Regions from separate parts of the Homo sapiens genome. Here region 1 is linked to region 2. A link is an interaction called in ENCODE POLR2A ChIA-PET data of the cell type or tissue named here. Cell type or tissue: K562. All regions are shown on one strand. Each heading gives the region's core, and the rest is flanking DNA. Links, peaks and the distances in the headings are about the cores only.

Region 1 (7,231 bases), core at 896-3,395, 97 kb before region 2:
TTATTTCTGAGGCATCTATTCTAATGTTTCTTCTTTCATTTCTGGTTTTATCTATTTGAGTGTTTTTTTTTCTTAGTATAAGTAGAGGTTTGTCAGTTTTGTTTTATCTTTTCAAAAACCAAATTTTAGTTTGCTTTTTCCTGTTTTTTTTTTCATTTCCTATTTGATTTATTTCTGCCCTAATTTTTATTATTTCCTTCCTTCTCCTGACTTTGGACTTAGTTAATTTTTCTTGTTTTTTGATGTAGGCCTTTATCATTATAAACTTCCATCTTAGTACTGCTTTTGCTGCATCACATAAGATGTTTTATATTGTGTTTTATTTTCATTTGTCTTGAGATACCTTTTAAATTCCCTTTCAATTTCCTCTTTGACTTAAAGTTCTTCAAGACCATGTTGTTAGTTTCCATATATCTGTGAATTGTCTTGTTTTCCTGCTGTTATTCACTTCTAGTTTTATCCCATGTGGTTGGAAAAAATACTTGGAATGATTTAGATTTTCTTAAATGTATTAAGACTTGTTTTGAATCCTAAGATGTGATATATCTTATAGAATGTTCTATGCACGCTTGAGAAGAATGTGTATTCATCTGCTTTTGGATGGAAAGTTCTGTCTGTTAAGAGCATTTGGTCTAGAACGTTCTTTAAGTCAACAGTTTATTGATTTTCCATCATACATGTAAAAGTATAATACATATAAATTATACATGTAAATGTATAATTTAACATTATAAAATGACCTTCTTTGTCTCTAGAGACAGTTTTAGACTTAAGGTCTATTTTATTTGATATATGAATAGCTACCCCTTTTCTCTTTTGGTTACCATTTGCGTAACATGTCTTTTTTCATCCCATCACTTTCAGACTATGTGTGCCTTCAAATCTAAAATGAGTCTTTTGTAGACAAGGTAGCACTGAATCCTGTTGTTTTATCCATTCAGCGACTCTATGCCTTTTGATTGGTGATTTTAATCCATTTACATTTAAAGTGATTATTGGCCAGGCGCGGTGGCTCATGCTTGTCATCCCAGAACTTTAGGATGCTGAGGCAGGTGGATCACCTGAAGTGAGGAGTTCGAGACCAGCCTGGCCAACGTGGTGAAACCTGTTGCTACTAAAAACAAAAAAAATTAGCCAGGCGTGGTGGTGCACACCTGTAATCCCAGGTACTTGGGAGGGTGAGGCAGGAGAATAGCTTGAACCCGGCAGGTGGAGGTTGCAGTGAGCTGAGATTGTGCCATTGCACTCCAGCCTGGGCGACAAGGGCAAATCTCCATCTCAAAAAGTGATTATTGATAGGTAGGGACTTAATATTGCCATTTTATTAAGTGTTTTCTGTCTGTTTTAAAGTCTTTTTTTCCCTCTCTCTTTTTCTCTTGCTTTTTTTTGTTATTTATTTTTTTTGCAGTGATTTGCTTTGATTCATTTCTCTTTTATATTTCAGGTACCAATTGTAGGTTTTTCTCTTTGCAATTAGTTCAAGGCTTGCATAAAATATCTTGTAGTTGTAACCACCTACTTTAAGTTGATAACTATTTCAAATGCATACAAAAACTAAACTTTTACTTCCCGTACAACACTTTATGTTCTTGTAGTCAGAATTTGCTTTCTTATAAATTTATAAATTTATTTATTTTTATTGTTTCAGAGATGGGGGCTTGCTGTTACCTAGGCTGGAGTGCAGTGGCACAGTCATAGCTCACTACAGCCTCAAACTCCTGGGCTCAAGCAATCTTCCTATCTCAGTCTCCCAAGTAGCTGGGACTGTGGGCACAACTCTCCATCCAGTTAATTTTTTTCTTTTTTTAGAGATGGTGGCTTGCTATGTTACCCAGGCTGGTCTCAAATTCCTAGCCTCAAGGGACCCTCCTGTCTCAGCCTCCTGAGTCACTGGGATTATAAGTGTGAGCCGCCACACCCAGCTTGCTTCTTTTTATATTGTATACCGTTGACAATTTTTATCTTTTAACTTTTATTAGGGTTAAAAGTAACTTAAACACCACCATTACAGTGCTACATTCTGTATTTGTCTATATATTTACCTTTACTTGTGCGACTTATGCTTTCATGTTTTCACTTTGCTGTGTAGCATGTTTTTGTGTCAATTTTAAGAACTCTCTTAAACATTTCTTGTAAGGTCTAGTGGTGACGAACTACCTTCATTTTTGTTTGTCTGAGAAAGGCTTTACCTCTTTATTTTTAAAAGATAATTTATCCTTGATTGGCAGTTTTTTTCTTTCAGTACTTCGAATACATCATCTCCCTCTCTCCTGGCTTTCAAAGTTTCTGCTGAGAAATCAGCCGATATTCTTTTGTTTTTTTGTTTTGTTTCATTTTGTTTTGTTTTGAGATGGAATCTCGCTCTGTCACCGAGGCTGGAGTGCAGCGGCGCAATCTCAGCTCACTGCAACCTCTGCCTTCCAGGTTCAATCGATTCTCCTGCCTCAGCCTCCCGAGTAGCTGAGACTACAGGTGAATGCCACCACGCCTGGCTAATTTTTGTATTTTTTAGTAGAGACAGGCTTTCACCATGTTGGGCAGGCTGGTCTCGAACTCTTGACCTTAGGTGATTCACCCTCTTTGGCTTCCAAAGTGCTGGGATTACAGGCATGAGCCACCACACCCGGCCTAAATGATCTACAGGTTCTTTTTTCTGCTTGATTGAGTCTACCGTTTAATTTCTGTATTGCATTTTTCATGCCATTTATTGTATTGATCTGCTCCAGGATTTCTGTTTGGTTCTTCTTTATTATTTCTATCTCTTTGCTGAACTCATTTTGTTCTTGTGTTATTTTTTGCATTTCATTGAATTGTCTATCCGTACTCTCTTATAGCTCACTGAGCTTCTTTAAAACAATTATTTTGAATTTTTTGTCAGGAAATTCATAGATCTCCTTCATTTTAGGTTAGTTACTAGAAAATTATTGTGTTCCTTTGATGATGTCATGTTTTCTTGAATTTTTGTGTTCCTTATAGCCTTGCAGGGATGTCTGAATATTTGAGGGAGCAGTCACCTCTTCTAGACTTTGTGGACTGGCTTCAATGGGAAAAGACATTAATCTACAGATAGGTATGAGAATGCCAGCTCCAGCTACAAGGGGGCTGCAGTGGTAGCTGCTCCTCTTGGAGAGCATAGTGGCATGGACTCAGATCAGCTCCATCAGCTGATACCAGTGTTGGCGATAACTGGGGAGAAGGGTGGTCCTTGGTGGCAAAAGCTGCAGGTGTTTGCAGCGGTGGTAAGGACTGCTGAAGTCTTTGGTGGCAAAGGTTGCCAGAATCCCTCTAGTCTGTTTTTTCCCACTGGGAGGAGGTCACAGCCAAGGGGGTCCATCTTGGTGCTGAGCTGTGATGAACTGGGGGACAAGATAATGTGAGTAAAATGTTTGCTATGCTTTTTATATGGGCATCCTTGGTTTTGTGCTCCACTGGTTTGCTGCAGCTTCTTCTTTGTAATCTGGAGCAATCCCAGAGCTATTTTTGTCAGTAGGTGATTGTTTAATTGTTGTTTTTATGGAGGGACAAGCATTAAGACCTCCTAGTCTGCTTTCTTGTTGATGTCACCTTGATTAAAGTTCCACAATTTTAATAGGGTATGGCTCAGTCATTGTTCCAACAGAGTTTCTCCTGGAATAAATTGGGTCCCTTCAAGATACGATTTTGGCTGGGCATGGTGGCTCACGCCTGTAATCCCAGCACTTTGGGAGGCCCAGGTGGACAGTTCGCTTGAGTCCAGGAGTTTGATACCAGCCTGGGCAACATGGCAAAACCCCATCTCTATTAAAAATACAAAAATTAGCTGGGTGTGGTGGCACATGCCTGTAGTTCCAGTTACTTGTGAGAAGGAGGTGGGAGGATCACCTGAGCCGAGGAAAGTCAAGGCTGTGATGAGCTGTGATTGTACCACTGCACTTCAGCCTGGATGACAGAGTGAAACCCTGACTCAAAAAAAAAAAAAGAAAAGAAAAGAAAAGAAAAGATACAATTTTAGGATTTTAAGTATTCTTTTATCTTAGGAAACTTTTCTACAACTATATCTTTAAGTATTATTTCCTTACTTTTGTTTAATTGTTTTCCCCACCCTTCAATTAGGCAATTGATTCTCCTTTGCTTGCCTTTTATATCAATTATTGCTATCTAATCCTTTTAAAAATCTCTTCATTTCCATTTCATTTTGCTCACTTCCTCATTTCTACTTAATATATCCCTTTTTGTGATTTCAACGGGGCATATTTACCTACATATTCCTTCCCATTTGGCTTTTATTTCTGCAATGGTTACATTTTTTTTCTCTTCCCTTCCATATGCTCTATCAGCTTACATTTCATTTCTTCCTGTTGTGTTAACATCTGTTCCATAAGCTCTTATATTTTTGCTTTGTGGTTCTTCCTCAATGAGGAGATTCATTCATTCTATGTTTAAGGTCAGTGGTAAAATGTTTGATCATAATTGTAAGCTGCTTTATGAAAACATTTTTTCTGTAAGTGTGTTTTATCAACCCTTTGTTTCTTCCTGTTCTTCTTTTTTTTTTGTGTAGCATCTTTGTGTGAATACTGTGCATATTCCTTTTTGATTACTCATCACTGAAACAGCTGAGTTTCTCCTGTGCCACTACATGCGAGAGGTTCATGTAGGCCGGGCACAGTGGCTCACGCCTGTAATCCCAGCACTTTGGGAGGTCGAGGCGGGCAGATCACGAGCTCAAGAGATCGAGACCATCCTGGCTAATACGGTGAAACCCAGTCTCTACTAAAAATACAAAAAAACAATTAGCCGGGCGTGGTGGCAGGTGCCTGTAGTCCCAGCTACTTTGGAGGCTGAGGCAGGAGAATGGCGTGAACCTGGGAGGCAGAGCTTGCAGTGAGCCGAGATTGCACCACTGGACTCCAGCCAGGGCGACAGAGCGAGACTCCGTCTAAAAAAAAAAAAAAGGTTCATGTAATAGAAGGACCAGGGTTACTTACTGATTAGTGGAACATTTTTTATAGTCTTGATTTTATGTAATTTTGTTTAGCCTTCAGTTCTCCTCAGCCAAAGTAAACAGGCAGAAAATTTTCACAATGCGTTTTTCCCCTGGTTCTGCCATAGAGACAGACTGCTTCCTATAGTATGGCTTGTCTATATGTTTTCTCACTTAAGTTTTCCTCTGCCACTTCTCAGAACCAAACCAGGTCCAGGCGTGCTTTCGTGGCCAGCATGTATGCCTTGTCCCTACTGTTAGAAACAAGGTATTGAGATTTTGGAAATAAAAACATACTTTTTACCTTGAAGAAATGTTCTTTGCTATCTTTTTATGAAATTTACATCTGCAAACACTCTTTCTGCTTTTGTTAATGTGAATTCCTGCATGATCTTCCCTGCTTTGGGGGAACCACATAATTTGTTTTCTGGTTTAAGATTTTAGCTGTTTCCTTAGTTTAACGGGAAACATTTCTTGTGCGTTTCCTTCTTTTCTTCTTTCTCTCCTTCTTTTGTTTTTATAAGATTTCCAGTGAGAGAAAAGAGAAATGGAAAGTCCGCATTACTATACTGGATATATTTGGAAGGTAAAAACAGCAGGACTTAATGATTGATTAGATATGAGAAGTGAAATTTTAGACTTGAGCAATTAAGTGGAATGTGGTATCATTTATTGAAATTAGAAACTCTAGAGGTTTGGTAAGAATAAAATGAGTTTAGTCTTGAACATGTAAAGTTTGAAATGCTGTGAAACATTTAAGTGGAGATGTTAGGTAGGAAGTTGGAAAACAGTGTCTGTAGATCAGAAAAGAGATTTGCAAGGAGGGATTACATAGAGAAGAGAACCATCTGTGACCCTGGATGAAAGCTCAGAAATACCAACATTTAGAAGTTAATAGACAAAAAAATAACAAACAAGCAAAAAAGAAGTTAATAGAATGAGCACCATGAAGAAATTGAAAGAGATATGTCAGAGTTAGGAAGAAAAATCATGACAATGTGTCTCCCAGAAATCAAGAAAGAAGAATGAGTGTTTCAAGGAAGAAGTAGTAAACTTGTCAAATGCAGGTAAAAGATCAAGTAAGATGTAGATAGAAAGTCGTACATTGGATTTAGCCACATGGAAGTCACTAAGACCAACCTGTGGTGTTTAATGAGAGCAGTCTGGCAGATAGTAGGGCAGAAGCTATTAAATAGATAGAAATGGCCTGTGGAGGGAATAGGAAGGAGAAGGTAGAGAAAATTAGCTATGAAATGGAACAGAGGAGCATGCAGCAGCTGGAGAGATGAGAAAAGGATCAGGGAGGCTTTTTAGAATGGTTAGCCCTAGAGCATGCTTGTATACTCTTGGAAAGATCCCAGAAAGAGGAAGTGGCTAATCCTACAGTAGAGGGAAGGGATGACTCAAGAAGCAAAGTCCTTGAGGTAGCCAGAATACTGGTATCCAGGACACATGTTTTCTATGCCATTGGCCTCTGAGAAGAGGGGGAATCCATCAGTGGTAATTGGAGGGAAGAAAGAGAAGATAGAATTAGATGCAGGTAGGTTTGTAAATGGGTGAAATGGAAAGCAATAACTTCCTGTTTGAACTTCTAACTTCCCAACAAGAATGATGCAAGATTGTCAGATAGAGGTTTGAAGTGGTATGGAGTAGCAGATTTGAGGATGGAGAAGAATATATGAGATGGTATTTTTGGGAGCAAAAAAGAAAGCTACAGGAAAAGTCGTATGATTGCTGTGTTGTATAATGAGTACTTTTGAGAACTAAGATTCTAAAGGTAGAGTGAAGTCAATGTGTAATTTTCTCCACCAATGTTCAGCTGGTCACATGCAGAGCAAGAGTAGCTAGGGTACTTGAGTTCTTACAGGGTTCAAATATAGCCAATCAGAAAGAGCAGTTCAGGAATTGAGGAAATTTTATGGGAGAAATTATTATAACAGTGGACCCTGGAATATAAGATGGACAAAAAGGGACATGGAAAGCAAGAAAGCACTAATGTGTAGTGAGAAACTGGTGGGATGAATGAGATTAGTAGTTTTTTACCACGTCGGCCTTGTTGGTGAGACATCCTTCTGGCAGTTAGGGGCACATTTATTCTGTTCTTGTCTTAATCAAATTCTGATTATCTCCCTAGACTTAGACTGGTGTAAACTGAGCTTTGTATTTTCACTTCACTGTAGGCCTAAAATAGTTTTGCTGAAATCTACCTAGAATCCTTTAATTGAGGCTAGAGAACTGGAAGATAGGCTGGGCACGGTGGCTCAAACCTGT
Region 2 (10,308 bases), core at 3,287-5,786:
ATAGCATCTTGCTCTGTCACCCAGGCTGGAGTACAGTGGTACACTCATGGCTCACTGTAGCCTCAACCTTCTGGGCTCAAGTGATCCTCCCACCTTAAGTTCCTAAGTAGCTGGAAACACAGGTGTGTGCTACCAGGCCTGGCTAATTTATTTTTATTTTTTGTAGAGACAGGATCTCCCTATATTGCCCAGTCTGGTCTCAAACTCCTGAGCTCAAGTGATCCTCCTGCCTTAGCCTCCCAAAGTGCTGGGATTACAGGTGCAGGCCAACGTGCCAGCTGGATGCTTTAATTTATTCATGCTGTTTTCCAAGTTTCAGTTCCAGTATTGAATAATTGTCCCTCAGCGTATTAGAGGTTACTGGTTCTTTTTTGTGGTGGCTTTAAGTGGGAAGATTTATCACAGCTCTTGGAAGCATGGCAGCCTTTTGGTGGGGAGTCTAATCTGGGTTGGATTTAGGCCCTGTCACTAGCCTAAATCTGACAAGACTGAAGCAGGCACTACCTTCGTAAACTTTTTTATTTTCTTTCTCTCTCGCTCCCCTTTCCTCCTCTACCTTCTTTCCTTCCTTTTGTGTTTCCCTCCCCACTTTGTTCTACAGATATTTATTGAGCATCATGTAGCTTTGAGAAACTTGCAGACTAGTGGGTAAAACATATGCCTGAAAAAAATCACAGAAATCTCTAATTGCAAACTGTGATAAATGCTGAAACAAAAATGCAGGTGCTATGAGACTGCAAAGCAGAGAGATCCGGCCCAGCCTGCAGGATCAGAGAATACTTCCCCAGGGAACTGACGGTTAGGCTGAATTGGGATTAACTAGATGCTAAGGAAAGGGAAAGAAGTGTTTTTCGGGCCAAGGAAACAGAATTTGCTTTAGGAATTAAGAGGATGAGTAACATGGTGTGGGATGAGGCAAGGAAGGAAGCAGGGGCAGATCACACTGAGATTCACGGGGCATGCTGGGGATTCTGGTCTCAATCGCAAGAAGACCACAGTGAGCCCCGTGAACTATTGGAGCCCCATATATGTGTGTTTCTGATTTTTGTAGGATAACACTAAGTGTTCAGCTGTTTATTGACCTATTACAACTTAGAGTATGACTTACAGTGATTGCACCCAGGATGATACCTTATAATTTACAGTGAGCTGGTGTCTCAGAAGAGGATGGAAAGTGAAATCCTGTGGCATTTGGGATTCTGCCTTTGAACAGTGAAAGAACCAAACAGAAGCCAGTTCTGTTATGTCAGCATGCTCTACCACAGAAGCCACCGGGCTTGTGGTTGATCAGCTTGCTCCGTCTGTAAGGTGGGCATGGCTCTTGTGAGGGAGCAGATGGTACTCAGTTGCTCGGATCCTGCAGGTCAGCAGGAACATGAACACAAAGCCTTAACACATGGAGCGAGGTTGAGACCTCAGAGCACCGCCCCTCACAGTCTCTTCACTCCAGTGATAACAGGTGGCTTCAAGAATCACTATGTGCAACAAGACCACAGAAAAGAAAATTATGAAACTAAAGCAATTCAAAGTTCTTTCAACTTGCCCCCATTTGTAAGTGCAATTATTACTATTGTTAACCACATTCCATTGTGGGGTCCAAGCTTTTTCCTGGTACTTTTAAATCTTTTCCACATTAGTGACCCTTAGAAAAGTTGCACTTAAAAAAATACTAGGAGGTAGATAAGACTGGAACTCTCTGTGTCATTCACAAGGATGTTTTCTGGACATGTTGATACAGATGGTGTCAGTGGGGTCTTGAGCAGCATGGGGAGGAGAGCCAGAGAGACATGGCTATTTTTGTTTTTGCCAATGCACTGCAAATTGTCAAAACAAGGTTTAGGCCAGACATGGTAGCTCATGCCTGTAATCCCAGCACTTTGGGAGGCCAAGGCAGGTGGGTCACCTGGGGTCAGGAGTTCGAGACCAGCCTAGCCAACATGGGGAAACCCTGTCTCTACTAAAAATATAAAAATTAGCCGGGCATGGTGGCTTGTGTGTGTAGTCCCAGCTACTCAGGAGGCTGAGGCAGGAGAATTGCTTCAACCCAGGAGGCGGAGGTTGCAGTGAGCTGAGATCTTGCCACTGCACTCCAGCCTGGGTGACAGAGTGAAACTCCATCTCAAAAAAAAAAAAAAAAAAAAAACAAAACAAGGTTTATCATTTTCTTCAATGACATGAGTCTATCTATTATGTCTTTACCTTCCCCACTTCACTTCTCCCATACTCTTAAGCTCTATTATAGGATGAAAAGAAAACTGAAAATAACAAAAGCTACATCTAATACTCTCGTTGTAGGATATATGTAAGTATAAGCTATATATTATTCTAGTAAGTGATTTTCAGGTTTCATCAGGGGCAGAGAAAAATGAAAACCCAGAGAAAAAGAACATTGGCCAGAAAACTTGAGGCCAAGAAAAGTACTGTGATGTAACAGGTTAAATGTGAAATTGTCACCTGCCTGCTGTGTATAAGATACTGCACTAGGCATTTAACAGCATAGAAAAGTTTGGAACAACCAAGGAATTTACATTTTAAATTGAGACCAGCTGTAACTATAAGCAACATATAAAATGTCAAGTAATTGCAAAAAAAAAAAAAAAAGATGAGGTGTCAGAAAGTAGTTTGTGATTTATTGCCAAATGAATGACGCTATCAGTGGAGTGATTTTCTCTGCTAATATCCATACTTCCTAATGATGAAGACCATGCGTGGTGGGCTTGCAGTGCTTACCATAGTGGTAGGTGTTGAGTAAATATTGGCATGAATGAATTACTGAGTGAATGACTGATTCAAGGCTGGAGAACACTAAAGGTTTTAAAGTAAATATGGTGCTTTTAGATTATTTAAATTTTCTTTTTTTTTTTTTTGAGATGGAGTTTCACTCTTGTTGCCCAGGCTAGAGTGCAATGATGTGATCTTGGCTCACTGCAACTCTGCCTCCCAGGTTCAAGCGTTTCTTCTGCCTCAGTCTCCCAAGTAGCTGGGATTACAGGCACCTGCCACCATGCCCAGCTAATTTTTGTATTTTTAGTAGAAACGGGATTTCTCCATGTTGGCCAGGCTGATCTCGAACTCCTGACCTCAGGTGATCCATCCGCCTCAGCCTCCCAAAGTGCTAGGATTATAGGCGTGAACCACTGCACCTGGCCCTTATTTAAATTTTCTAAAAGGTGTAATTATAGTAAAGTACACACATCTTAAATGTAACTGTGATTATTTTTTATATCTATATGGATACACAAAACTACCTCCAGATGAAGATATAGAGCATTTCTAGCATGTTGGATGGTTCTGTCATGACTTCTTCAGTCCATACTCCCCTTGGAATGCCATTCTGATTGCTGTCACCACACATTAGTGCAGCCTGTCTTTGAACTTCATATAAATGGAATTATACAATGGTCCTCTCTTATGTTGAAATTCATCCATGTTGTTGCATGCTGTTGCATGAATCATTCTTTTTTTATTCTGTTTATTATTTCATCATATGACTATTCCACAATATTCTATATTTTGTCTCTCTGTCTTTTTTTTTTTCCCAGAAAATAGAGACATTTATTCCTCCTTATAGCCAGAGCATTGAGGCAGGTTCACATCTGGGTTGGTAGAGCTCAGAGATGGCAGCAAGTGACACGCCTGCCCATTTTTTCCTCCTTCCTGAGCATGTTGGCATCCATCTTTGGACTTTTTGCCCCATTGTCCTAAGATGGCCTCCAGTGCTTCCTGCATGATTGTATGTGCACTGAGCTTCAATCTGCAACTTTGTGTTTGTGCTGAGGGTATGCTTTTTGGATTGGTCCATATTGCTTTGCATAGCTCTTGTTCTCCTGTGTGTCAGTATTGGCAGGCCAGGGTATAGCTCTCTGCTCATTTAACTCTTCTTTAATACCATTTACCAGTTTATTATAAAGGATACAGTTGAGGAACAGCCAGACAGAAGAGAGGTATAGGGCAGGACATGAGGGGATGGGCCAGGAGGGCATGTAGAGCTTCTGTGCCCCCCTTGGGTGTGTCACTCTTCCAGGACCTCATTGTGTTTGCCAACCTGGAAGGTCCCACAATATTATGTTGTTAATGGACATTTGGGTTAGTTTAAGTTTGGGACTACTATTAATGTTTATAAAGCTACTATGAACAATTTGTCTTTTAATGGGCATAAATACTCACTTCTCTTGGGTATATAACATGGAATTGCTGGGTCATAGAGTATTGGTACCTTTAGAAGATGTTGCCAAACATTTTTCTAAAGTGGTCATACCAATTCATTTTCCCAACAGCAATGTAAGAGAATTTAAATATGGATCCTTAACTGTTTTGTAGATGTCAGTAGAGTTCATTTAAAATGTATAAAGACTCTGGTCATTGCAACCCAAGGGAGGGAGGGAATGAATTTTTCCCAGTGTTAGCATTACTCATATTTCCAGACTCCAAACCCTGCCTCTCCCTTTCAGGGCCTTGTTATATTACAGAGTAGGCTCCAGAGAGCAGGAATAGTACCTGATTTCCTACTGCCACATGCTCAGGGCCAGGCACAATATAGGCATTCGGTCAGTATTCAAGTGGATCCTGAGGTAGGGCCATCACTTAGGAAGGCAAATAATAGGAAAAGCATAGTGGCAGCCAGTTACTGAATTCTGACCTTTATGGAGATCAAAGCTTCCAGCTTTATCACTTGCCAGGTTCATGTCATTCATCCCAACTTAATTGAGAGTCTGCTCTGTGCCGATAACTCTTGCTTTACTACTGCTGCAGAATGTCAGGCAGGGCGGACGATAACACACTGGCTTGTTCAGGTATGGGTTAGTGGCCACAGCCTCTCTTTGCTCCCTGAGTAGGCCAGACTTGCGGACTGCCTGGTAGTAAAGAGGGAGCCTGTGATAGGACCCCTGCAGCAGGGTTGGGGGTAGGCTCAGGACAGGTCTGCACCATGGAGAACAGCAATCAGGCAGTTAATGCTTTCCAAGAAATTCTTCAATTTGGCTCCCTTATCAAAGATGACCTCTTATTTTCTTTTTGTGTGGAGAGAGATGAACAGGGAGAATCATAAAGCATGACTATGAATGATTTGAATCTGGAAATATGTGCAATGTGACTTTTGGGCAAAGCTGCTTTAATAATAATAAAAGGTAACATTGAGCACTTCCTACATACCAGGCAGTGTTGTTTAATTCTCATTACAACTCTGTGAGGTGGACACTCTCTTAGTAGCCACATTTCACAGATAGGGAAACCAAGGAACAGAGAGGAGGCATACCTTTCCCAGCGTCACGCAGTTAGAGGGTGGAAGAGTAGGAATGTGAACCGACATGGTTCCAGACACGGGGCTCTTAGCCACTCACCGCATGACAGCTGCCTATTCTTTGTGGTGCTTTGAACTTCTAAATTCATGGTCTTTATTTCTATGAGCCTCACAAAAGTTGGATGTTTGATATGAATGTTTTTAATCTTTTGGGGATGTAATTTCTCCCAGAGATGGCAATTTTTTAGTGTGAAGAAAGTATGATGTATATAGAGGTGTTAGAATAATCCATTGGTCTTGGTTTTGAAAAAGAAAAATGTTAACCTAATATTAGTTGATCTATGTTAGAAAGTTTACAGTACTAGGCCCTGAACACCTTACCTGTAATCTCAAAAGTAACTTGAACTAGGTTTTATCAGGCCAAATCCCCATTTTGCAGATGAGGAAATAGAGGGTCAGATAGGCTGAGTAACCTGCCCAGGGCTTCAAATTTAGAAAACATCAACACTGGGATTGGAATTAAGCCTGTTTAACTCCGAAACCATGTTATCTTTACACAGTACCACAGACTTCCACTTGTGCCCAAAGGAAGCTCTCAATTTCAAGGAAATCATAGTCTACCTTGTTTGCCCTATCCAGTTTTTTTTAAATCAGCCTATGACATCAAATTATATTTCCAGAAGAACAGCTTTGAATTGTAATGGATGGCATTGTTCACTGTCTCGGCATTTTAAAATTTATTTCAATTTTACTGACAATACCATCTATTTAAATACAGGAAGCTTTAGTCATAAGAATGCTAATATGCCTGATTTAGTTGTTAAATTTTGTTGTGCTCTAATGAGCAAACAAGTCACTGTGGAAACCAAATGGAAATCTAGATGAAGAGAGATACAGCAAGAGGCCTAAGAAATGGGGCAGCTTGAAATAATTCCCTCAAAGCAGACTGGGAGACTGAAGAACTGACTCAAAGAGAAATTCGGCTGCTTAACAATGTTTTGTTTTTGCTTAAAAACAAAACAAAACAAAAAAGAGAAATTCAGCCAGGGTTATTCAGTAAAGCTATATATGAAAAATGTTACAGATTATGCAAACCTTAGACTTATTGAGGCTCTATTTTATCATTTCAAAAACTGTATAATTTATGGCAGTGCTACTAACAGTGTTCACCTAATTTATTAATAATTTTTAAACATTATTTTGACCTCGATTTGCATGTGACAAACATGTTTATACTTTAAAGAATATACATAATAGTTATTTTAAAGACTGACTCAATTAAAACACTTAGAATCTCCTGCTCCCTGCCCAAGGATTCAGTTGCCATTCCAGTAATCCAATAGATACTAGAAATGTGATATTCTAGACTGAATGTTCCAGATGTCATTGATATGAAAGCCCTACCAGATAGAGGACCCAACAGAAAATTTCCCATTAGCACAACTTAGTCAAGACAGTTCTGTAAAAGTCTGTTCTTTCATCTGGTTTAGGACTTAGATTGTTCTTTCAGGATTTGAGGCTTAGGGAAATTACTTTTGTCCAAGAGTGAATATCAAAACTCATTTACGTAACAGGTTTTGAACTGAATAGCCAGAGAAATCTCATCTGTGAACACAGGACTGCAGACAGTGGGCAGCTGTCCAGTGGTCTGGCAAGAACTTACTGTTCAGCACAGCCCTGGAGCTTCATGTAAGAGTGAAGTCAGCCTCCACTTGGCGATCCAAAAAGCATTTCAGTTACTGCCAAGTGCCATGTTAGGACTTGTCAACTTCTGCCCAAGTAGTATCAGACTGCTGATGTTTGGATATACTTTTGTTAATCTTTCCCTGTCTTGGCACTTGGGGGTTCTGTTATGTATCAGACTATGTAATTTTTGCATTTTGGTACTTGGATATTTAGTGTTAAAGGCATATTAGAGATGATGATTGAAATGATCACTGTATACGCAGATCTTGAAAGCTCTTGATCCAAGGCCCCAGAGGCAAACAGTATTTTAAGTTTGCAGCAGGGGAAAGACAGGATCAGCTATCTTATGATTTATCTAATTTGGAAGTATATTATCAGTTACCTCAATGGGAAGGAAGCTTTTAATGCACCACCGTTAGTAGCTGTTGGCAGATCACTAGTCGGTAAATGCCCTGGGAGTAGCATTACAATTCTCCTCTCTCAGTTTGCTTCACAAGGAAACAAGTCTCATTGCATATCTTTTTAACTGAAGTCTTTCTTCAGCAAAACTTGTCTGAGTGCAGGTACTTGTCCATTTGGTTTAAATGATCAGTCACTTGAGCTTTAGCACACTTTAGCATCCTTCTTGCATACTGTAGCAAAAAGCATGAGCACCTGCCATGGGCATAAGTGCAAATGGTGCAGGTGGGCTTACAAAGATGGAGCAGTTGTAGACATTGCCCTCAGAGAGCATCCAGTCTTGAAAATAAAAGGCATGTGTTAGTAACTTTGATCAAGATGGGCTGAGGAAATTCCCATAGGTGCTGAGTGAAAGTTATGAAAGTTAAGATCCTGGATAATTCCACTGAGCCACAGAGAATGGCTTCTTGTCATCCAGACAGGGCCTGAAAAGGATGGGATTTAGACTTTGGAGATGTAATGGGGAGACTGTTCTAGGTAGAGGAAATGCACAGAGTGGGTAAAGAGTGAGTATGATTGGGGGAATTGCAAGACGTTTCATTTGCTTGAAGATTTCAAGAAGTATATCCTGGAAGAGGAAGGTGGAAAGTTAGTTGAGGTAAGATCATGAAGGATCTCTAATAGTAGGCTAAGGAATTTCGGCTTTATTCTGTCTTTCTCTAATTTCAGTATTAACTTAAGTATTTTAATATGGCCGGGCTGTGGCACATTCCTGTAGTCCCAACACTTTGGGAGGCCAAGGCAGGTGAATCACTTGAGCTTCACAGTTTGAGACCAGCCTGGACAGCATGGTGAAACCCCATCTCTACAAAAAATAGCCAGGCATGGTGGTGCATGCCTGTATTCCCAGCTACTCGGGAGGCTGAGGTGGGAGGATTGCTTGAGCCTGGGAGGTGGAGGCTGCAGTGAGCTCAGATTGGGCCACTGCACTCCAGCCTGGGTGACAAAGTGATACCCCGTCTCAAAAAAAAAGTAAACAAGTAAATTAAAAGTATTTTAACCTAAGGTCTGATTATTATGCCATTAATAAACAGTAAAGTGATCCTTTTGGCAGTTTGTTGGGGAACAAATACTACTGTTTATACAACTGCAGTATTTATAATATGAGTGAAAATAGCATTTTTTGGCTGACAATTTTAAACAGAGGCAGTTGCAAATACATCGCATAACCATATCACTCAGAGAAAGTCAGCTAAGGCATACAGCATACACTTATTTTGATTTGTCCATAGATTTGCTGATATTGGGATCTACATTTCACAGCTTTTTTCTTGGCCAGGTGGGTGTTGATAATGCCTAATAGCCCATATCTCTGGCAAACAAGACACCAGCTTGTTTGAAAGCTGAGTCATTGAGCTCCTTTATCTTTCTTCCCAATTTCCTACTTAGCATTTTCCCTTTACATTGGGCACGTGGTAAGCAATGAGATGCCCATTGATTTGCTGCCCAGGAAAGAGCAGCTCTGGCTTTTTTCTATTCAAAGTAATTATTTTAGTGTACCTATAGTGTGCCTTGGAAATATTCTGAGCTGATGCTTTTAGTTATTGCAAGCTAGTAAAAGAATTTTATCAGATAGGCTTGCAACACTTTTCAGTTGATAAAAACATTAGTGAAGAGGGCCATCTTTGTTAGTATTCTCTGGCTAACTAACTCAGTTGATTAAAGCTTGAGGCTTATGTGGGCGAGGTCAATTTTTTTTTTTTTTTGCTCTGTGATTATCTCTTGCAAACTTGAGTCTTGGCTTTCAATAAATAATTATGATAATAGCAAGCACTTATGTAGTCTTAAGTGCTATATATAAATAAACTAATAAATAAACTGTACATAATAAACTAATTTAATCCTCAGAATAATCCCAAAAGGCAGGTACTGTTACTCTCTCCATCTTCACAGATCATGGAACAGAAGCTATGTAACTTGCCCAAGGTCACATTACTGGCAATTGACTGAGCCAGGGTTTGAACCTAGGCTGTTAGGCCTCCGGTCTTTACCATTGATCTCATTCAAATCCAGGGACACCAGTAAGGGTGTCCCTAGATTTAATTAAGTAAACACAATGTATGTCTACATATTTATAACTATGTATTCTCTATAAGGTGAAACTTTGAATTTAAGAAATTTCAAACCAATATTACAATATCCAGACACCAAAAATATATTTACATCTCTTTTGTTGTCCACTCAACAGTATGTTTCAGATATAGGAGTGTGACTAGGATGCAACTTAAACTTCAGATTGTACCCTGCTGAGCAGTTTAAAAATTGTCCTCTAGGACCATGATTTTTTTTTTTTAAATGAAAGACACAGAAATTTTTGTATCCAATTTCAGACACTTTCCAGAGTCTCTGAAGCGCACTCCTAGGTCCACAGATCTTTTCCCCAAGCAATAGAGAGTAATTGAGCAACAGGATAACATGATCAAATCTATGTTTTAAGAAAGATAACTCCGATGACAATGAAAGATGGCCTGGAGGAGATAATGACTGGGAGTAGAGAAATGAAATGGTAATGGAAAAATAACTATTTTCTAGCATGAAGTAAGGATATAGAGTGATGTCACTAACTAAGGAAATATAAGGAAAGGAAAAGGGGCAAGGGCAGAAAGATAATGGTGCTGGGCACAGTGGCTTTCGCCTGTAATCCCAGCACTTTGGGAGGCTGAGGCGGGTGGATCACTTGAAGTCAGGAGTTTGAGGTTAGCCTGGCCAACATAGTGAAACCCCGTCTCTACTAAAACTACAAAAATTAGCCGGGCATGGTGATGGGCGCCTGTAATCCCAACTACTCACAAGGCAGAGGCAGGAGAATCTCTTGAACCCGGAAGCCGGAGGTTGCAGTGAGCCAAGATTGCACCACTGTACTCCAGCCTGAGAGTGAGACTCTGTCTCAAAAATAATAATGATAATAATAATAATAATGGGTT

The links. ChIA-PET counts read pairs that join two places held together with the same protein. Peaks named below come from ENCODE experiments on the same cell type or tissue, not always from the same donor. Only the 100,000 strongest peaks of a DNase experiment are listed, where the experiment ranks them.
Region 1: POLR2A ChIA-PET joins it to region 2 with 6 read pairs; 2 of 35 experiments call an interaction of 5 or more read pairs at or near these places.

What each region holds. Positions count from the first base shown.
Region 1 is chr2:178,170,920-178,178,150 of GRCh38, forward strand. No RefSeq gene overlaps it. Among named protein-coding and RNA genes, the nearest start is that of OSBPL6, 20 kb to the right of the region's middle. In K562, for the core only: no CTCF peak of the experiment used is centred there; no DNase peak of the experiment used is centred there; H3K27me3 peaks cover 730 bases.
Region 2 is chr2:178,265,233-178,275,540 of GRCh38, forward strand. The region is part of intron 1 of OSBPL6 (oxysterol binding protein like 6); the gene reads left to right. Among named protein-coding and RNA genes, the nearest start is that of OSBPL6, 76 kb to the left of the region's middle. In K562, for the core only: no CTCF peak of the experiment used is centred there; a DNase peak (open chromatin) is centred at 4,759.